Linked DNA regions of Homo sapiens: region 2 is linked to region 1. A link is a loop called in an ENCODE intact Hi-C map of the cell type or tissue named here. Cell type or tissue: GM12878. All regions are shown on one strand. Each heading gives the region's core, and the rest is flanking DNA. Links, peaks and the distances in the headings are about the cores only.

Region 1 (11,854 bases), core at 2,246-10,245:
AGAGCATATCAAATTTTAAAAAGAAAGGGAGGCCAGTTGTAGTGGCTCACACCTGTAATCCCAGCATTTTGGGAGGCTAATGTGGGAGGATTGCTTAAAGACAGCAGTTTGAGACCAGTATGGGCAACATAGAAAGACCCCATCTCTACAAAAAATTTAAGAAACTAGCTGTGCATGGTGGTGTATGTCTGTAGTCCCAACTATGCAGCAGGCTGAGGCAAGAGGATCACTTAGAGCCAAAGAGTTTGAGGCTGCAGTGAACTGTGATGGTGCCACTGCACTCCAGCCTGGTTTACAGAGCAAGATCCTGTCTCTTAAAAAGCGGCGGGTGGGGGGGGGTGATAGACAATGTCATATAAAGTAGAGAGATCCACTAAGATATAAACTAAAAATGACTATTAAATTTGGCTGTAATGTTATGATGGACCCCAATAGAGCAATTTCAACAGCATGCTGAGAATGGGAGCCAGAATTCAGCAGATGAAGGGCAAACACCAGATAAGGTAGTCTGGGTTTATCTCTTCTTCCTGATTAATCTGAACTTGTGAGATTAAAAAGTAGCTCTCAGAGTATGAAATTCAAGGGAAGGTATTCGTCCTTATTTCTGTTTTGGTGTGGGAGTATAAGTAAGGGAGGAGGTAGGCAAGAAGAGATTGAATATGTAAGGGAGATAGTGGATGACTGAAGGTTGTGCATGGGGCTCAGGGCTGGGTGGTTGGCTGTCACTGTTAGACCAGAGGAAAAAAGGTAAACATGGGTGGTGGTAAATACATTTTTGGATGGACAGTTCAGAATTAAACACACACACACACACACACACACACACACAAATGAACCACTGAACACTTTAAGCAAAATCTAGAGAGAGGTTAAGATTGAAAAAATGTGTGAGAACAGGAAAGTAGGAGACTGGGTTGGATTTTGAATTTTTTTTTTTCGAGACAGAATCTCTCTCTGTCACCTAGGCTGGAGTGCAGTGGTGCAAACTCTGCCTAAGTATCTGGGACTACAGATGTGTGCCACCATGCCTCGGTAATTTTTGTATTTTTAGTAGAGATGGGTTTCACCATGTTGGCCAGGCTGGTCTCGAACTCCTGGCCTCAAGTGATCTGCCTGCCTTGGCCTCCCAAAGTGTTGGGATTACAGGTGTGAGCCACCACACCCAGCTGGATTGTGAATTTAATGGAAGGGAAGGGCTGGTCTAGATTTAGAAGAGTCATTGCATGGAATAAAAGGGAAATTTTACCATGGGCAAATAAAAGTGAGCAAAGGACATGAGCAAAGGCCATGACTGGCCCCCTTTCTTTTTAAAAATTGATATGCTCTTGGTTTCCAAAACACACTATTTTGTTATTTCTATTCTTATTTCTATAGGTAGGGTCTCTTTCACACATTCTTTGATATGGTTTTGCTGTGTCCCCACCCAGTTTTCAAAAGAAGACATACAAGTGGCCAAAAAAAAATACAAAAATGCTCAACATCACTAATAATCAAAGAAATGCAATTAAAACCACAATGAGATGCCATTTTTACAGCAGTCAGAATGGCTACTATGAAAAAGTCAAAAATAACAGAGGGCAAGGATGAAGAAGAAAGGGAATGCTTATGCACTATTGGTTGGATGTACAACCTCTATGGAAAACGCTATAGAGATTTCTCAAAGAACTGAAAATAGAACAGCCATTTAATTCAGTAATCCCACTACTGAGTATCAACCCAAATAAAAATATATCATTGTATAAAAAAGATATCTGCACTCGTTTGTTTATTGCAGCACTATTCACACAGTAAACTCATGAAATCAATCACATGTCCATCAATGTTTGATAGGATAAAGAAAATGTATTATCTATGCATTCTATACCATGGAATACTACGCAGTTATAAAAAAGGGATGAAATCATGTGTTTTGCAGCAACACAGATGGAACTGAAGGCCATATCCTAAGTGAAATAACTCAGAAACAGTCAAATACTATATGTTCTCATTTATAAGTGGGAGCTACACAATATATCCTGGTAAAAAAACTTCACTTGCACCCCCTAAATCTATTTTTTAAACAGCCAAAAAAATGTGCCAATAGGAGGTACCCACGGCTCTGTGAGGAACAGAAACTCAGAAGTTTAGTTTCATCAATTTGCAGGGTCACTTAACTTTCTCCAGCAGCTCTCAGTTCCTTTTCAGTAGGAAAAGTTGGATTGTTTCTAGTCTTTTGTCCAAAGATCAGATAATATTCGCAGTGAGTGTGTGGCAGCAGGATAAGATGTAGGTAAACTGAGGTACTGGTGAGAAGGGAGACAGATCAATCATCAGGTTCAGGTAGGTTGTAAAGCTACTGGTGAGAGGGCACATACAGTGGGGTGGGGGGAGATGAGGAGTCCAGGAGGGGATGGCTCTGGGGGTAAAGTCAAGGTCAGAGGAAAGAAAATCCTCTGAGAAGAGGAAGGTCAGGAGGTTGTGGTGAGAGTCTGAAACATTGTAATCTAGGATTTCTGGAGCCTAAGCACATTCTTGAGGCCAATATTGAACCAGACTAGTCTTTGAGCATAGAGAGAAGAGGAAGAACAAAATAATTATTTCTATCACAGTTAACTGTATCAATGTCCCAGATCAATACAGGGGGATAAAGCTATGCAGTTCTTATGAACTGACAACTCACAAAACTCAGTGGTGATTCCTGTCTCTTTTATCTTATCATTTAAGGGAAATCTAGTTAAAAGTGGCCATTAATCAGAGCCTGGGAAGTGCTGACTATTTGAAAGGATGGAAAAGATAATTATTAGACATGCCCTCAATCACCACTCAAATATAATGTGACTATGAGCCATCACTGGTGGGAATATTTTCAAGGTGCTTGTACCACAGGAAATATCATATTACATATTTATTTCAATATATTTTAACAAAATGCCATGCAATGGAATAATTTGATACTAGGTGTAATGTTTAAAGATACGTCAAAGAGAGGATGACTTAGCCTAGAGGTTATGAAACACTATGGAAAAAATGGAAATCTTGGGCTGTTCTCATTAACTATTGTGGATAACCACTATATTTCCCAATGTGCAAAGTATGCAAATTGTGGAAGATTCACAAAAATTTTTTCGGAAAGTGGCAACAAGAAAGTAGATAAATGATTTTCCCTCCAGGGCAGATTTTTAGAGTTTACCTTGGTTTTCTGTTGTCCTCTTAATTGTATCACCTACAACTCACATAGAAACTAGAGGATACATACTCAATTTCTGTTTTTGTTACATATCTGTCATTGTTGAAAGCGTCATTAACTTTTTTCATTGCAAAAGGATATGACTTTAGAATCCTGAAGGAGTAAAAACTACGCTGGCATTCTTGGAGCACTTTACAACCTTATTCAGATTTTCTTTTTTTTTTTTAACGTTTGTTTTAGGTTTGAAGCTTAATACCCAATAGTTATTTTTCAGATTTTCTAGCCTCTTTCTACAGAATTGGTGCTCTGACCTTAGGAAAACAAAGGGAAAAGCTTAACAACTGAAACAAGATCCATTGACAATCTAAGCGACTTTTTAATGTATCTTGAACTGGGCTGGTGAAGTTCAGTAATCAGAATGATAAAAACATCGTTTTCTTTGCCTTGCTGGTTTAGAGTGTTTATGTACTCTATGGGTTTAAGTTTTTAAAAAATTCACCCTTGCACTTAAGTTTCCTGTTCCATCAGCAAAATTTAGCTGAATTGGCCTAAAATATGCCTTCTGATAGAACGAGGTATCCTCCAAAGTACTGACCCTAAACTCTGCTGCTAAATCAAGGGTGTATACATTTTCTTAAAAAGACACTGTGTAACCAGTCGCATGTAAATGTTTAATAATTCAGAAATACAAGAGCACAGTCTGCTTTGATTTAGTTCGCAACCTTCCAGCTGCAAAACTGCCTCAAGCAACAATGTAATACAAGTTCCAGCCAACTTAATTTTTTTTAATAAGGGAAAATAAGAGTTAAAAAAGTGCTTCTTAAACCATCTCAGGATCACAGAAGGACAGAAATGAATAGTTGGCTTTGATGAACCCAAAGCGGTGGGATGGTGACAGGAACTGATCGAAAAGCTGGTGACAGACTTCTAGAACCCTTGTCCTCTCGTGCTAATTTATACTACACACACTAAATTTCTTTTAGTTTTTCTAACTCCAAAATTTTAGCCTTGCTCAATTTATTATTTCCAGTTGCCCTTGGACATTTTCAGTTACAGAAATGGATTTAGTCCCAGTGAGCTCCAGGTATGGAACAGATTATGTTAATGAGCTCCAGGTATGGAACAGAAGTTCCATGAGCTCGAGATTATGTAAATTCTGTTCCATACAGAATTCTGTTCCATACAGAATTTACATAATCTGTTCCATACCTGGAGCTCATTGGAACTAAATCTGAATACATCTCTGCTCACCTCAATCCTACTCCAAAGATAACTTGATAAAATTGTTTCCATTCCAAAGAAGGAAGGACATTTAATTAAAGAGGCTTTAAATTGTACATTTCTCTGGTTCTCAGTATAGTCAGGTATTTTTTTTTTTTTTTTTTTGTAGAACCCCGTGGGAAATTCTTTCACTGAGACAGAGCTGTTGGGCACAGTGAGCACTGAGGCAGACATGTTATTTCTGAAGGAAAATCCTCTCCTCAGATCTTTCAGAAAGGGAGAGAGAGCTTTAATGTTTGTCTTGTGGTTCTGTTTTGCTTTACTGCACTTCGTAATAAACACTCTGGTTGAAAGACCAAGTTCTGATGAAGTGGCACAAAACTGCATGTCATCCCATAGCCTTAGAAAACAAGGTCTCTGTGTTTTTATTTGTTTTTATTTTAAGCATACCATAATGTGGGATCCCATAACAATCTTTGAGAATTGAACTATAACAACACACAACTGATGTTTGGATTGCCTATAAACCACAATAGAATAGCCACGATGCCAGCAACTTTCCTTCCTTTACTTCAGCCAAGCATTTTAAAAGCTGTATCCTGGAATTGTAATGTAGAGTGGCATTGATTTCTGGGGTACAAATGGTTTTAGAAGAAAATGACTGATTAGTTCTAATGCAGCATAAGGTGCCTTAGACAGAGATTTTAGCTATTTTTACACCGAGTAACTAACCGCACAATTGAGGCCAAATCATCTGGAGCCCTCCATTTAACAGATGGGAAGGTTGATATTGAAGGCAATGAGCTTCCTTACCTGTAAATGAAGAAAACTCAAAAGCTTGAATGTGATGATCTATTAGACCTTTCTATAATTCTAAACTTTTTCTTTTTGCTTTGGGAGGGGTTCCATGACTGATATAAAAAAATGATTGCTGAATACCCTCCATTTTAGAAATAAATGACTTCTCAGGAAATCTTTTTTTAATTAATAGGAAAATTAATAAATTAATAATAGGTACTAACAAAAAATTATTTGCTTGACTAATTACCTCTAGAACTGATTGGGAAGAAAGGATGTGCAAGTCTACTTCCCGGAAGATCTTGGAGACTAGGATACAGGCACATCTCATGACCATGCGAGAGAGTAGTCAGATTCCTAATGGTAACCATGAAGCAAGGCTCAGGAGTTAGGCAGTATGTACTTATCACTTGTTGCCATTGATATTCACTAAGACACCTTTCCCTCTCCTGCAGAGGGCCAGAGCTGCTGTGGTGGTTTCAGAAAAATAAGAACCAAGCCTTGAGAATGGGCTGCTTACAGGCTGGTGGGAAGTCAGCTGGGAAGCACCAGAAGATGATGCATAGTTTATTTCCACTCTGACTTTGGATTAGTTGTGAACAGCTCTCTCTGATTAGTTGAGAATTTACTATATGTCCATATTAATGTATGTCCAGAACAAATTGGACAATTCGTCAAGAGCTTGGTCATTTCATGATCCTGAAATCCATGTTCAGTTAGCATTTTTTTCATGTATATTCTTCATCTCAAATCTCCACTTACAGATACAGAAATATTTCCCTGAGAAAGAACATTGCTATAGAGTGAAATTATATGAGAAACATCTTTTACTGAATTGGAAACTTTATTTAACTATCATTTCTTGTTCACTTGCACACACCCCTAGCTCTATAACAAACGATAAGGACACCAATTATTTTTTAAGAAGGAATTTGTAGATTATTCTCTTGGGATTCAGCTGCTGAGGATGCTTCACCCAGTTCACAGCCAAGTCTATGAAACCAAAATACACAGCTTTAATCCATCCAAGGTGATTGACTCCATGCAGAGTAATTCTCTAGGTAGTAGAGAACTTTCAGGCATTAATATTATAGCCTGTGTTTGCAACAAGGTCAGGTGTTGCCATAAAGGAACGTTAATTACTCTTTCTTGGATGAAAAAAATGGATGGCTGTTGAGGCAGAGGGATGGAGAGGAAGTTCTTTCACTGTGGGGGATGATTAAAGAAGGTGGGAGGGACGAGAGGTAATCCTGGGCAATTGCATGGCTAAGACTGAAAATCCCTCCAAATTCAGCTGCCCCGGGGGATCTTATAAAAATGGCTTTATATGTAAACTTGAATCATGTCTTAATTATAAGACTGAAGTTGTGGGTGGACCAAGCCTACAATGGCACAAAAGTATCATAGTCGAAAGTGCTACCAAGGAGACATTTCTTATCCCTGTGGAGAAACTACCACAGACAAGAGATGGATGACAGTGGTGCTTGTGGGTCATTAAAGCATTCCTCTGTTGTATTCACCAACCACAGCATGGCCTGGTACTCAGCAACAATACTGTACAGCAGGGACCATACCTGGGTGGCTATGTTCCCTGTGTTTCAACAGCGACACCGTGTGGCAGCAATTATAAAGAAGAGTGGCTTTCATCACTGACAGAGCAGGTGTTCTGCTTCTCTTTCAGGATGAAATTTAAGCATCCCTGGGATATTTGAAGTTATCCTAGGAAAGATAATCCTAGGGAGAGAAGGGAACAAATGACTGTAATCCAAATAGGCCATGCCACTATCTGAAAGGGACCCTTTTCTTCCCTCCTCTTCAAAAAGAAGATAAAGAAATATCTATTTTCTTCCATCAGGAATTATCTCTTCACTCAACAGAGAAAACCAGGATTCATCAATCTGAGGGCACAGAAAGAACCAGTATGAATGGCAAAGCAATTCTACAACTCCAAACTCCAACGCCAACCCTATTCCTCAAATAATCTCTTTGCAATAAGGGCCTTGGAGTCAAAGCTAAAAGCTTAAGCTTTGCCTCAGATCTACCTGGGATTAAGCCCAGGTATGCCACTTTCTATCTATGACTTTGGAAAAGTTATTCAACTTTGGGCCTCACTTTTTCTATCTGTGGGATGAGAAGGAAACACTACACCTCATAGAGAGATTTTGAGAACCTAATGCATTGATCCACATATATATATATATTTTTAAACTCTTGTCTCCTAGGCTGGAGTGCAGTGGTGTGATCTCAGCTCACTGCAACCTCTGCCTCCCAGGTTCAAGTGATTCTCCTGCCTCAGCCTCCAGAGTAGCTGGGATTACAGACGTGCGCCACAATGCCTGGTTAAGTTTTGTATTTTTAGTCAAGATGGGGTTTGGCCGTGTTGGCAAGGCTGGTCTCAAACTCCTGACCTCAAGTGATTCACCTGCCTTGGCCTCCCAAAGTGCTGGGATTACAGGCATGAGCCACTGCACCTGGCCCTGACCCGTATAGAGTTTTTAAACCAGTGCTGGATCCAGTAAACTGACATTTGCTGGATGCATTTGTACTTTTATCTTTTAATAGTGTCTGGCTGTTTACTTTGCTCTTGGGTCCTCCCTTATTTTCCTTAATTCAAGATTTTTGTATCATTCTGTAACCAGGTCTTGATTCTTGTATGATTTATTCTGTTTTAACTTTACATCTGCATTTCTGAAAGGCACTCCAATGTGAAATTATATTTTTGTTAGTGTTTTAGAATAAATGGTCATTGCTCAAAAGTTCTGGTGAAACTATAATGCAAGGGTCACCAAGTTGAATACCTGCAGGGGCCAAGCAGGGATATAATCAATTAAAGCACATAAGAAGCGAAGAAGCAGCAGGGCCTGATATGAAGAGTGCATTTTCCCTCTGTGGGAGCAGCCTTGTCCCATCAAGTGATTGTTGGCAGGTGGAGAAAGACCTAGTATTGCCAAGTCTTCTATTTGTCAAGAAAAGCAAGAAAGACAATTTTATAGGGTAAAATTCTCTAATCTTAAATATTGACCAGTCATCCAAATGTTTGAAAACACAATGGGCCAATCAAAGCATATTTGTGAGCCACGTCCAGGCCCTGCCAATTTGCAGCCTCTGCATCACTTTCCCAGGGAGATACAACTTTGGGTGAATGCCACCTAGTGGTAAGAATTGTAATTAAGAGACAAATAAGAAACAAATGCTTTACAATGTATGATTCCAATGCGAAGTATGAAATGGTGACGGTTGTCTTTTAATCTTTTCTTAAGTAATTAGCCATGAATGCCAGTGGAGTCCATTAGCGTTAACATCTTTAATCACAAACAGTGGTGCCATACTGTATTTCACTCTCATGACCCAAGTGGCTACAGAAGGGCTGTCCGGTAGTGCATCCATAAGATCTCTTATATTCCAGTCTACGGTTTCTGGGGCTTCTGGTTTTTTGTTTGTTTGTTTGTTTTTGTTTTTGTTTTGTTTTTTTTTGTTTTGAGACTGAGTCTGTCTCTGTCACCCAGGCTGGAGTGCAGTGGTGCGATCTCGGCTCACTGCAACCTCTGCCTCCCAGGTTCAAGTTGATTCTCTGCCTCAGCCTCCCGAGTAGCTGGGATTACAGGCTCACGCCACCATGCCCGGCTAATTTTTGTATTTTTGGTAGAGACGAGATTTAACCATGTTGGTCAGGCTGGTCTTGAACTTCTGACCTTGTGATACTCCCATCTTGGCCTCCCAAAGTCTTGGGATTACAGGCGGGAGCCACCGCACCCGGCTGGGATTCTGTTTTTTAAAACTCTGGATCGTCTGCTATTGGGAACTACTCTCCCAAAGCTATGTTCTAATTTTTACCTTGTCTAGAACTGATGTAAAGTGGGGATGAGGGAAACGGAAAGAAATCGTGGAGTTAATGATGGGTGAGAGAATCAAAAACAACTTACGTACTACCTTTGTTCAATTCCTTTTCCTTTACCTATGCTAGCTCTTGAGGCTGAGTTTTCTTGTAACATCATCTATCTTAGTTTATTTCTTTGTATATATATTTTTTGCTTATCCATAAGGCACAAGATTATGGTCTTCTAATAAACCAGAGGTCAGCAAATATGGCCTGGTGCCTGTTTTTTGAATAAATTTTTATTAGCGCACAACCATGCTCATTTGTTTACATACTGTCTGTATATGCTTTCTTACTAGAATCACAGAGTTAGGTAGTTTTAAGTTACGACTTATAAAGCCTAAAATGTTTACTGTCTGGCCCTTTACAAAAAGAAATTGCCAGCCCCTGCAATATGATTTTTTTAAAAACAGTTTGCATAGTAATCTTTTCCTATCCTTTTGCTTGTAGTCTTTTGGTATACCCATGTTTTAAGTGTGTCTTCTTTAAACAAAATATTGCTGAATTTTATTTAATCCAATCTTAATTTGTATTCAACTGGCCAATTCAGTTAAACTAGTATATTCAGGTTTTTTTTTTTGCCATCCTATTTTGTGGTTTTAAGTAATATTGCTTTCCTTCATACTTCATTTTTTTTCTTTTCAAAGTTTTAGTAGTTTTTTTGGGCAAAAATTCATATCACCCAATAATATTTTGAAGGGTTTATATTTCATTTCTATTATTTGAATAAATAGTCTCCAACATTTAATGTGTACACATGACTTTGCAAAGTTCAGTGTTACCTTTATCCTTCACCTAGAAACTACAGATTCTTAGAAGACTTAAGTAACATATTGCCTCAGATCTAACATATTATTATTTCCCTATTTTAGTTCTGACTTATTTTTATATTCATGAAACAATTTGTAAATAATAATTTTAATATTTTATATGGTCAATTGTTGTTGATGTTGACCCTAGTGTTTCTCAGTCCCGTTTTTACCACTGTTTCTTACTTCTTTGCTCTTCCTTTAGGTTGCATTTCTTTTTTCTGGAAGCACATCTTTTAAAAGATATTTACATGAAGGTCTACCAGATATGAAATTGGAGTTCTAGAAAGGGAGAAGATGAGGATGGGGAAGAAACAATATTTCAAGAAGAAATCTCTCAAGAATTTGCCAAGTCTGACCCAAAACATCAAGCAGTTGATTTAAGAAGTGTATAAGCCCAAGCTGGGTAAATACAATGAAAACCACACTTTGGCACACCAGAGTCAAACTGAGGGAAATCAAAACAATAATAAAACATTGAAAATACACATTACCTTCAAGCAACTACAATAAGATAAATAGCTAATTTCCTAAAACAAATTATGGAAGCCAGAAAACAATTTAATGACATCTTTAATGATAAAATTACTGCCAGTTTACAATTCTCTGCCAACTAAAAATTTACTCTGGAATTGAAGGTGAAATAAAGATATTTCTAGACAAAATAAGCCTGAGAGGTTTCATCATTGACAAATATTACAGTAGGTACTACAGAATTCTTCAGGCAGAAGGAAAATGATCAAGAAAGAAATACAGAAATGGAGGAGGGAAAAGCAAGTCAGTGATGTTGGTAAATACATGGACACATTTAAAATATTAATTATAAAATAATATTTTGTGATATTTACAATATATGTTGAATTAAAATGCATGACAACAATAACATAAAAAGCTAATGGGGGTTAATAGAATTAAAAAGTATAACACTTTCTCATTGCCTATAAAGTGATAAGTATGCAGGTCTAAATATATCTAAAACAGCTCTTTCGATAGATATAAAAATATAAGATATAACTTAATTGGCAACATTTTTCTTCTGCCCAGAAGTATAGGAAACAATGGTACGTTTTACAACTGATTGCATCAATAAATTATGATTCAGAAAGTTTGCTACATAAAGTGATGACATAAAAAAATATAAAGTGCTCCTTCTTTATTCTGGACTTGGAGCTTGCTATCTATTGCTAAACACCAGTTATATTGCAACCTTTGGAAAGGATAAGTAACCATTACATCAAGCATCAAGTAATGGATTCCTCTATTTCCATTCTCCCATTTTTTTCAGATGTATGAATCTTACCTACACACAGCAGCAGAGCAGCTGGAATGAAATACTAGTGTGCATAGGATAATAATATTCTGTAATTCATATCCTTGATAGAATATCCTGTAACTTTGTTGAGAAATTTGTCACACTTCTATTTTAAAGTCCAGTTTCTGTTCAATTCTGTCCCATTGAGCGGTAAGCATCGATTGTGAGGGAGAGTCTAGTTTGTAAACTATATCCAGTGGCTGGGATTACATCTGTTCATAATTATATAGATCTGCCTGCACAAAGTGGCAAAAGGAAAACCATGAATGATACCTACAGGATCTCAATGACATAATGAATATGCTATATCTGCAGTGCAAGATAGGTTGTGTAGCAAGCCAGTTCCTTTGGACCCAAACATATTGCTATCACAGAGGAAAGGCTTGGGGCATAAACCTAATAGTTTTGGTTTTCTACAGTCTCAATCTAATGTTTCATTCCTCTGTCCTTGCTTATTTTATCCTCATTAGGTTCACACAGAGTTTAAATTTATTCTCCACCCAAAAACCCACAGGAATCAAGCAAATGTGTTTTGACGGATTTCTGTAGTTTCCTTTTAGAACCAGATGTTGGACAGCAGCCATCTTAGAAAAAACACTTGCTAGATGAGGCAGGTTAAAAAGGGAAGGAAATTTGAAAAAGAAATCAATTGAAAAAAAAGTTGTTTAGCA
Region 2 (8,000 bases), core at 1-8,000, 110 kb before region 1:
CTGCTTTCATTTCCTTTGGGTACATACCCAGGGGTAGAAGTGTTGAATCATATGGTAACTCTATGTTTAATCTTTTACGGAAACACCATACTGTTTTCTACTGGGGCTATACCATTTTACATTCTCACCCGTAATGCACAAGGGGTCCAATTTCTCCATATTCTCACCAATACTTATTTTCTGTCTTTTTGTTTGGTTTTGCTTTTTGTAACAGTCATCCTAATCGGTATGAAGCGGTATCTTGTTGTGGTTCTGATTTGCATTTTCCTAATGATTAGTGATGTTAAGCATCTTTTATGTGCTTATTGGCCATTTGTTTATCTTCTTTGGAGAAATGTCTATCAAAACCCTTGCATATTTTTTAATCAGGTTGTTTATTTTTGTTGCTGAGTGTAATTGTTATTTTTAACAGAGCACTCTGGTTGCTGGTTAGTGAAAGACAAAACTGGAGGCAGGGAGACAAAGGCTCTTGCAGAAACTGCAGAAAGTAATGCTGAAATGAGGTTGGAGCTGATAAGAAGTGGCAGGATTTGAATGAGAAAATGGAGGTAGAAATAAGGGAGAGAGGATGGAAACAGCTTTGTGAATGATGAGATGTGAGCCATAAGAACGGGGTGAAGCCAACAGTGAGGCTCTGGTGTTTGAGCTGGGCAACTGGCTGGACAGTGCTGCCATTCTCAGATATGGGAGTCCTAGAGGGAGGTTGGTTTGGTGATGAACCGCAATAATGAGAGCACTGAGACGCTTCCCCTTGTCTGTGTGTCTTCTAAGATACATATCACAAATCATGGTGTCTAATCACTCCTCCATGACATTTATTTTTACAACTCTGTGTCTTACCACTGGTTTCATGTGAGACCGTGTCTCACCTATTTTCATATCCCTAATGCCTGGCATGTTAGATGTTAGCTAAGTATATTGAGAAACAGAGGGGGTAGGGAAAGGAAGGAAGAGCAGAGCCTTTGAATGAGAGATACAAGCACAAATAATAATCAAGTTTTTTACCTGCTTCGGATTCAGGAGGGGAATAAAACTGACCATCAGAAAGACCACCAGGTATAAGTGCTGCCCTCTCTGAAGCATCCTGAACTATCAGGAGTCCTGGAAGAGAAGAAATTCAGATGTTGGGAATGAGGTCACCTTTCTGGTAGCTTTTTGGCAAGATTAAGTAAAATAAAATGGTATTATTATTACAATGAAATACCTTTAGAAAAAGAGGTACTTTAAAAATGTTTCAACCAAACAATAAGTTTCATTAACAAATGACAAACAATACTGTAAAGACAGATAACTAAGCAGCTTAAATAAGTGCCTCATGAGACTGGGCATGGTGCCTCACACCTGTCATCATAGCACTCTGGGAGGCCAAGGATGGAGGATCGCTTGAGCCCAGGAGTTTGAGACCAGCCTGGGCAACATAGCAAGACCCTGTCTCTATAAAAAATTTAAAAATTAGCCGAGTGTGGTAGTGCATGCCTGTAGTCCCAGCTACTGGGGAGGTTAAGGTGGGAGGATTGCTTGAGCCCAGTAAGCCAAAGCTGCAGTGAGCCATGATTGTGCCACTGCACTTCACAAAGTGAGGCCCTGTCTCAGAATAAATAATTCAGTATTTACATCTTTCCCTTGTGAGTACCTGCCTTCCTACAAAAAAGCACAGTATCAAAACCAAAACAAAAAGTAAAATAAAAAACATGGTCAGTTCCTACAAACGGTCTGCTGGCTACATCTGGTTAGAGAGATGCCAGATGTAAAGTGCAATACAGGGATGGCCTTTTATAAATATATAAAGAACAATCAAGATGACAAATATTTATGCAACAAGAAGGTTTCAAAAGAAAAAAAGTGTCTTAAAAAAGCAAAGAAAAGGTAAGAAAGCAGGACGTGGACAGCTGAGGAACACTAACACACGCAAGGCCACCAACACTTAAGTTCTTTTGACTGAAAGCTGAGTTAACCTCAGGATAAAGTCGGAGGAAGCACCAGGCCAAATAGCAGATACCAGGTATGTGTGTCATACATGCTACTGACAATGAAAATAAGTGCTAATTTAAAATTTTCATTAATTGTGTGTTCTGCTTTATTAGTCACTTTGAATGTGGTTTAATCCTATAACCATTCAAGCCTCAGTCATAGTAATAGTTCATATGTTTTCAACAAAGTTCAGTTTTATATTTATATACAATTAAAAAAGACTTTCATTAGCTTTACTTATAACTTCTCCAAGATACACTTTCACAAAGGAATAGACGGCACAGGATAGAAGGTACAACTCAGTCTGATTAATGGGTTTTTAAAATCTACTCTTGAATTATCCTTTTCTTATATATTTCTTCTATGTAAATGAGATTTTCCAAAATAAAACCACTTGCAAGATTATTTTGCATCCTGCTGTTTTTTGAAGTTATAATCATGCTTAACTTTCTATAAGATACTTTTTTTTTCCTATGAGGCAGGGCAAATTGAGCCAGATGGCCAGCAGAGGCATAAAAACAGCATGTCTTGAAACTGCATGGGTGTCTGAAATGAGCTTTGATCGTTTCACCTTTAAGATGGGTGGGTGGGGCATGTGGGCTTCCATTAAGGACATTATGTGGAGAAGAATTTCAGCTTGGTAATTTACCATAAAGCTTAATCAATCATTTGGCCTTCCTAGTGAATATTCTGGGATATTGAAAGCCATGATGAGATTATAGCAGCTTTGGCAGGATTCATGAGTACACCTTGTTAGCTATGACTCAGCTACTCAGAGGATGGTGAAAGGCTGAGCGTCGCTCTGGCTTGCTGTCATCCTCCTGTGAATAATCTTCATCCTAAACCCACCAATGGTCCCCAGCCCTAGGCATTTAACTGTTCTAACAGAGGCCCATCTGAAGCCACCAACTGCTGTATGGATCACAATGGGAGACTTTGGAGAATCACTGGCTTGTATTTAGAATAGTTGCTTCCACTCACTTAAAATTGGTTTTATTTTCTCTGACCCTAAACAGCACAGTTCTGTTTACATGCACAAAATGCTTACTGTCCTGTCTATTGCTAACAGGGAGAAAAGAACAACCTGTCTGGGGAGAAAAAAGTGCTGGCTATTTTTTGTTATTGCTTGAATGCCCTTTTCACCAGTGTTCACATTTTCTTCCAGGGGAAGCCTGGCCTGATAGCTGGAGAGAGGAGCTGCTTTCTGTTACTTACCCTTTCATCCACCCAACCCTTCTCTCGATTTCTGCTGTAGCCACTAAAGAATGAAGACCCCACCACTGCCTAACTCTACCCATTTGCAGCCCCATTCACACCAAGAAACCACATCTCTTCCTCCCAGCTTGGTATCCAGTCCGCCTCAGGAGGCTGACTTTGAGAGGAACTTACTGTTTTCTTCTTCTGCTTCTTGAGGTAACACTTTGAAATCCAGGAACCACGTCTCAATCCAGGCAAGGATGAATGAAATGATGGGCAGCACATAGCCAAAAGCCCCTTGAGAGAAAAGCTGGAAAATACGACCAGGAAAGGGAAATGCAGTTACCACAAACTCACACTGAAAAACGAGGCTTCATCACTGAAGATGGTAACTGTATAGAAAAAGTGGTAGGCCATACCTTCGAAAGGATCACTTTTGCTAGTAAAAAGGCACTGGTCACTGCCGTTGTCAACTGCAAGACACATAATCCAGCACTGTTCACACTAGGCATCTCACACTGTGAAGGTACCTCCCTCTTCACAAGAGACCCGTCTGAGCCAGGAGCAGGCAAGGCCTGAAAAACCTGTGCCTAGCCTGGCTCCTTCCCATATCACTCAGTCTCTCTCCCCTAGACCCACACTGGGGCAAAATGGGCTTCTACATGTGACACAATCCCTAAATGACTGTGTGTGGTTTATTCTCCCACATTTCAGCAGGCTGGTGTGCTAGGTAACTAAGTTTGATCCACCAGAAGGTACAATTCCAAAGCCTCTACAAGCACATGAAGAGACTGGTAAAGTGCATAGGTAGGGCTCTCGCCAGGGGTTGTGAAGTCCAGAGATACCATAATACCTGAGCCTTGTCACTGTTCCTTCAACTAATATTTTTAGCATGGTGAAACCTGACCAAAATGAATACCAATAGTAGCTTGACTGACAGAAGGAGGACAGGGAACACCAAGTATCTTGCTCAATAAGTATTAACAAAGTTGCAGACACACACACACACACACTCACACACACACACACACACACACACAGAGCTGCTTGGGAGAGGAGGCAGTTTAGCATTTTATATTCTGACACTAATTAACTTTACAGGCTCACACTAAGCACTCTTTAAATACCAGCTGACTTCTCCTCCTTCCAGCTTCTAGACTCTTCTCTGCAAATGTTTTTTAAAACAAGAATCAGAAGCAATAAAATGATTTGCTAAATTAGACTTATTCTTCAGATAATCTGAAAGCAGATATTGAAGATACTGTCTTACAGCTCTCACTGAATATCTATATGTCAAACACTTTTCTAAAACAAACATTGAGAGGGATAGTCTGACAAATACTAGCATACATATGGGGACTCAGGAATACAACATCCCAAAGGGATCTGTTGTAGAAAATGCAGAAAAATGGGAGGGTACAATCATCAAAAGCTATGATGATATCAGCAAAAGAGTATTCAGGAAAGGGAGTCAAGTCTGGCCAAGACTGTCAGCCTATATCCATGAAATGAGAGCTTCCGGATTAACAGATGGTCTGACCGCTGCCCCGTGATTCTGAGAATGCTCAGAAGACATGGCCCAGACAGACATCGCCCCCTAGTGGACTCAGGAGGGCAGCACAAGTCCTATTCCCAGCTGGAGAAACCCAGGCCTGGGCCACCCAGACCCGAGCTCTCACCCTCTAATTGCAGAACTGCAGGTTATTTCTGAGCAGCTCTCTCTAGTCTGAGGAGCTCCACATTTTCTTCCCATAGAACTGACTTATTAAAGCTTTACAAAAGGCAAATATTCAGACATCTGTCAGGCAGAACTGCTAGTAATTCTATCAATCTCTAAATACTTATTAAGAATACCAAAGCTCTCTGTGCTAGATGCCAGGAAACAGAGGAGTAAAAAAGTCCTTGTCCTTGAGAAGTCCAAGGCAACAACAGAGAGACTGAGAGCTTTTCCCTCCAAGACAGGGGGTTGTGGGGAAGAAAGGAGGGGGTAAGGCAATTACCTAAATAAGTACAGACCATGTCATGAAAACAATCACTAAGCAGTTTCAACCAAATAAGACATTTTCCAAATATCTCTGTGACAGAGGTCTCCTCTCATCTCTTATTTGCAAAATGAGGTAGAGGGTGGCTTGGTGCTTGGCCAATAATCACTGTTGGGCTTCTAGATTCCTCATTTGGCTCAGCACCAAGAGACAAATCTAGTTACTCATTAACATTGGAAAGAAGCCCTGGAGTATTAAACCTACTTAAGTATGGAGGAAACGGGACTCAGGAAAGCTGGTGGGATTCCACCTGCATTAGAACTGTATCTTCTCCCAGCCCAGGCCTGTTGAGAGCAGGACTTGGCCACCAGCACTGGAGGAGATGACCCACTCATGCAGGGCATACTCACCGCTATTGCCCACCAATGGCGCAGTCTGCACACAGCATATGCAAGTATTAACACTTTAAATCGAAAAACTGCCAGAAGCTGAAAGTAAGAAAATAAAGGGATGTTTTAAAAAATATATACAAAAATGACACAGCTTTATGAAAAACTCACCAGACTGTCTTCATTACTGTGATTTAGCTGGAGACTACCAGGGACTGGCACTGGTCTGTAGACCAGCATTTGGGAATCCCTGCTCTACAACTTAATGTAATAGCAAATTAGGTCTCACATTAATCTCCCATTATGAAAGAAAAAACAAGGCAAGAAAAAAAAGATGTCATTTTCATCATCTTATTATACAAATAGGTGAATTTTCCTTTCAGTGACTAGATATGTCAATGGGTTCTATTTGAGCCATTTGAAAGAATAAAGGCTCTCCAACAAGAAAATAGGAATGGCTCCTTCTGTTGCCCTCCCTTATCTGTCATTAATCTTTTATTTCCTTGAGATGATGACACAATTCCTTATTTAGAGAGAGAGAACATTGAATGGGTGGGGAATTAAAAGAAAAGGAAAATATGGTCAGTGTTCAAAAGAGGAAAAAAGGGCATGGAATTTGAAGTCTATTTAGAGGAAATCTGCCTTTTGGGTCAGTTTTATCACATCTGAAATGAAACATAAAAAATACTTACAAATATATCAAAATATGAAGAATAGTAGTCATACTGCATCACCTCCTTCTCTAATGTGTTCTCAATGCCTCCATTCACCTAGAAAGGAGAGTAAGAAGCAAAAACAAGGAGAGGTTTATGTGTGGAAATAAAACAAGGTAAGATTTCCTATCCAACTTTCCTGCCTATCTTCTCAGAACCCAGAAATGCTAAAGTGCGAAGAAAAGAACTCTCATAATTTTAATAGAAAAGGGCTAGATGGCACTCTCCAATTCCTCAACTCTGAATTCATTCACTCAACAGATATAAATGTATAGTGAAAAATAATGGCTTCTGTAGTTCATAGTTGGGAAAATTAAAATGTTAAGAAAATTATTTTTTCCCTTCTAAGATAAAGTCTTCCATCATACAAAAGTATATTTTTAAAGAAGGCAATTCACCTTTATCCAGGACTACCTTACTTTCTGATCACGCTCCACTGTCTTAGGTCTTGGAAGGCCAAGACTCCCCGACATCCGGGCAAACGTCAATGATGGCCATTAGCATGACACAGGATAGAAGTGTAAACATTCTCTGTGGTTTCTCATTTTTATTTCTCCTGGCATTTAAAGATTCTGCACTTTTATCAATTTAAATATATTTTTAACATGAATAGATAATGAAATAAGGACAGTACTAGACTCAAACCTGATACAACTTTCTGTCCTCTCCCAATGCTACTGTCAAAATAAATCTTGTATTATCGAGCTCAAAATTCGACAAATGAAACTATGGAGCATAATACTTTTAAAAAATCAAGTAAGGGGACATGTGTCGGCAGCTAATGCAGCACCCAAGCAGGGTAACTGTCAGAGCCCCTGGATTAGCCTGATCAGAGGGAGCAAACAAATGCAGAGGGTTTAAAAGAGGACCAATGGAAGGACAGTTAACCAGAGACCTGGATAAGAGGGAAAACATTAAGGAACACCTTTGCCAGGTTCAAATTCGAATGAAAGTTGCCATAGGGAAGGGTATTCCTAGCTTAGGTATCATTTCACATATTTGTATTTGTTATGCAAAAATGAAAGCATACCATAAATACTATCCTGTGCCCGAAAATCCCTTAAGGAGGTCTACATTTCTTTGTAATTAGTATGGATCCTCTGTAGACCTGCTTGGCTACAGACCTCTACAAATGAATAGAATTGAAAACCTGGGAGGAAGGAGGAATAATGATTGAAAGACACCCAACCATTTAGTCTCATTACTGTCTCTCCGGACTAAGGAAACTTGTCAACATCCAGAATATTATAAGAATGATTATTCCAAGCGGCCTACAGCAAACAGGAGTTCTCTACCACATAGAGACCTCCCCTTGCTATTCCTGGGAGAACAGGAATCAAAGCAGCCCATAGAGTTTTGCAATAAATAGCCCATAGCTTTTCTCTGGTATCTGCATACTTTAAAATGCTCTGATTTGGAGTTGGCTTTAAACAGACATTATCTAAAATGTATATCTCTATCCCTAACTTATACTCTAAATCCTCATTTCAAAATTTTTGTCTCTACCTCAAGATGTCTTAAATAAACTATCTTTAGTTTCACACAAAATCCCTTCCCAGTCAGTTCTGGTACTACTCTTCTAGAGTTCATCACTGGAAACTTTAGAGTCATCTTTGCATACTGGGGATGATAAAATCGGCCTATCAACAAGTCTTCTCATACTCCTTCCTTTAGTGACTCTCAGGTTAGTTCTTTCCTTCCTATTCCCACCGCCTTCCATGACATTCCTGCAACAGCTTCCGAATTCA

What was found. Peaks named below come from ENCODE experiments on the same cell type or tissue, not always from the same donor. Only the 100,000 strongest peaks of a DNase experiment are listed, where the experiment ranks them.
Region 2: it touches region 1 in a loop (5-fold over the local background); 106 of 110 quality-filtered maps call a loop at or near these places.

The regions. Positions count from the first base shown.
Region 1 is chr7:38,102,555-38,114,408 of GRCh38, reverse strand. No RefSeq gene overlaps it. Among named protein-coding and RNA genes, the nearest start is that of STARD3NL, 70 kb to the left of the region's middle. In GM12878, for the core only: CTCF peaks have their summits at 6,786 (motif pointing left) and 8,337 (motif pointing left); a DNase peak (open chromatin) is centred at 6,738.
Region 2 is chr7:38,212,666-38,220,665 of GRCh38, reverse strand. It overlaps STARD3NL (STARD3 N-terminal like), which reads right to left. Exons shown (of 9, transcript NM_032016.4): 3 at 6,232-6,309; 4 at 5,561-5,638; 5 at 3,588-3,641; 6 at 3,361-3,478; 7 at 1,006-1,101. Among named protein-coding and RNA genes, the nearest start is that of STARD3NL, 38 kb to the right of the region's middle. In GM12878, for the core only: a CTCF peak has its summit at 4,773 (motif pointing left); a DNase peak (open chromatin) is centred at 4,625; H3K27ac peaks cover 367 bases.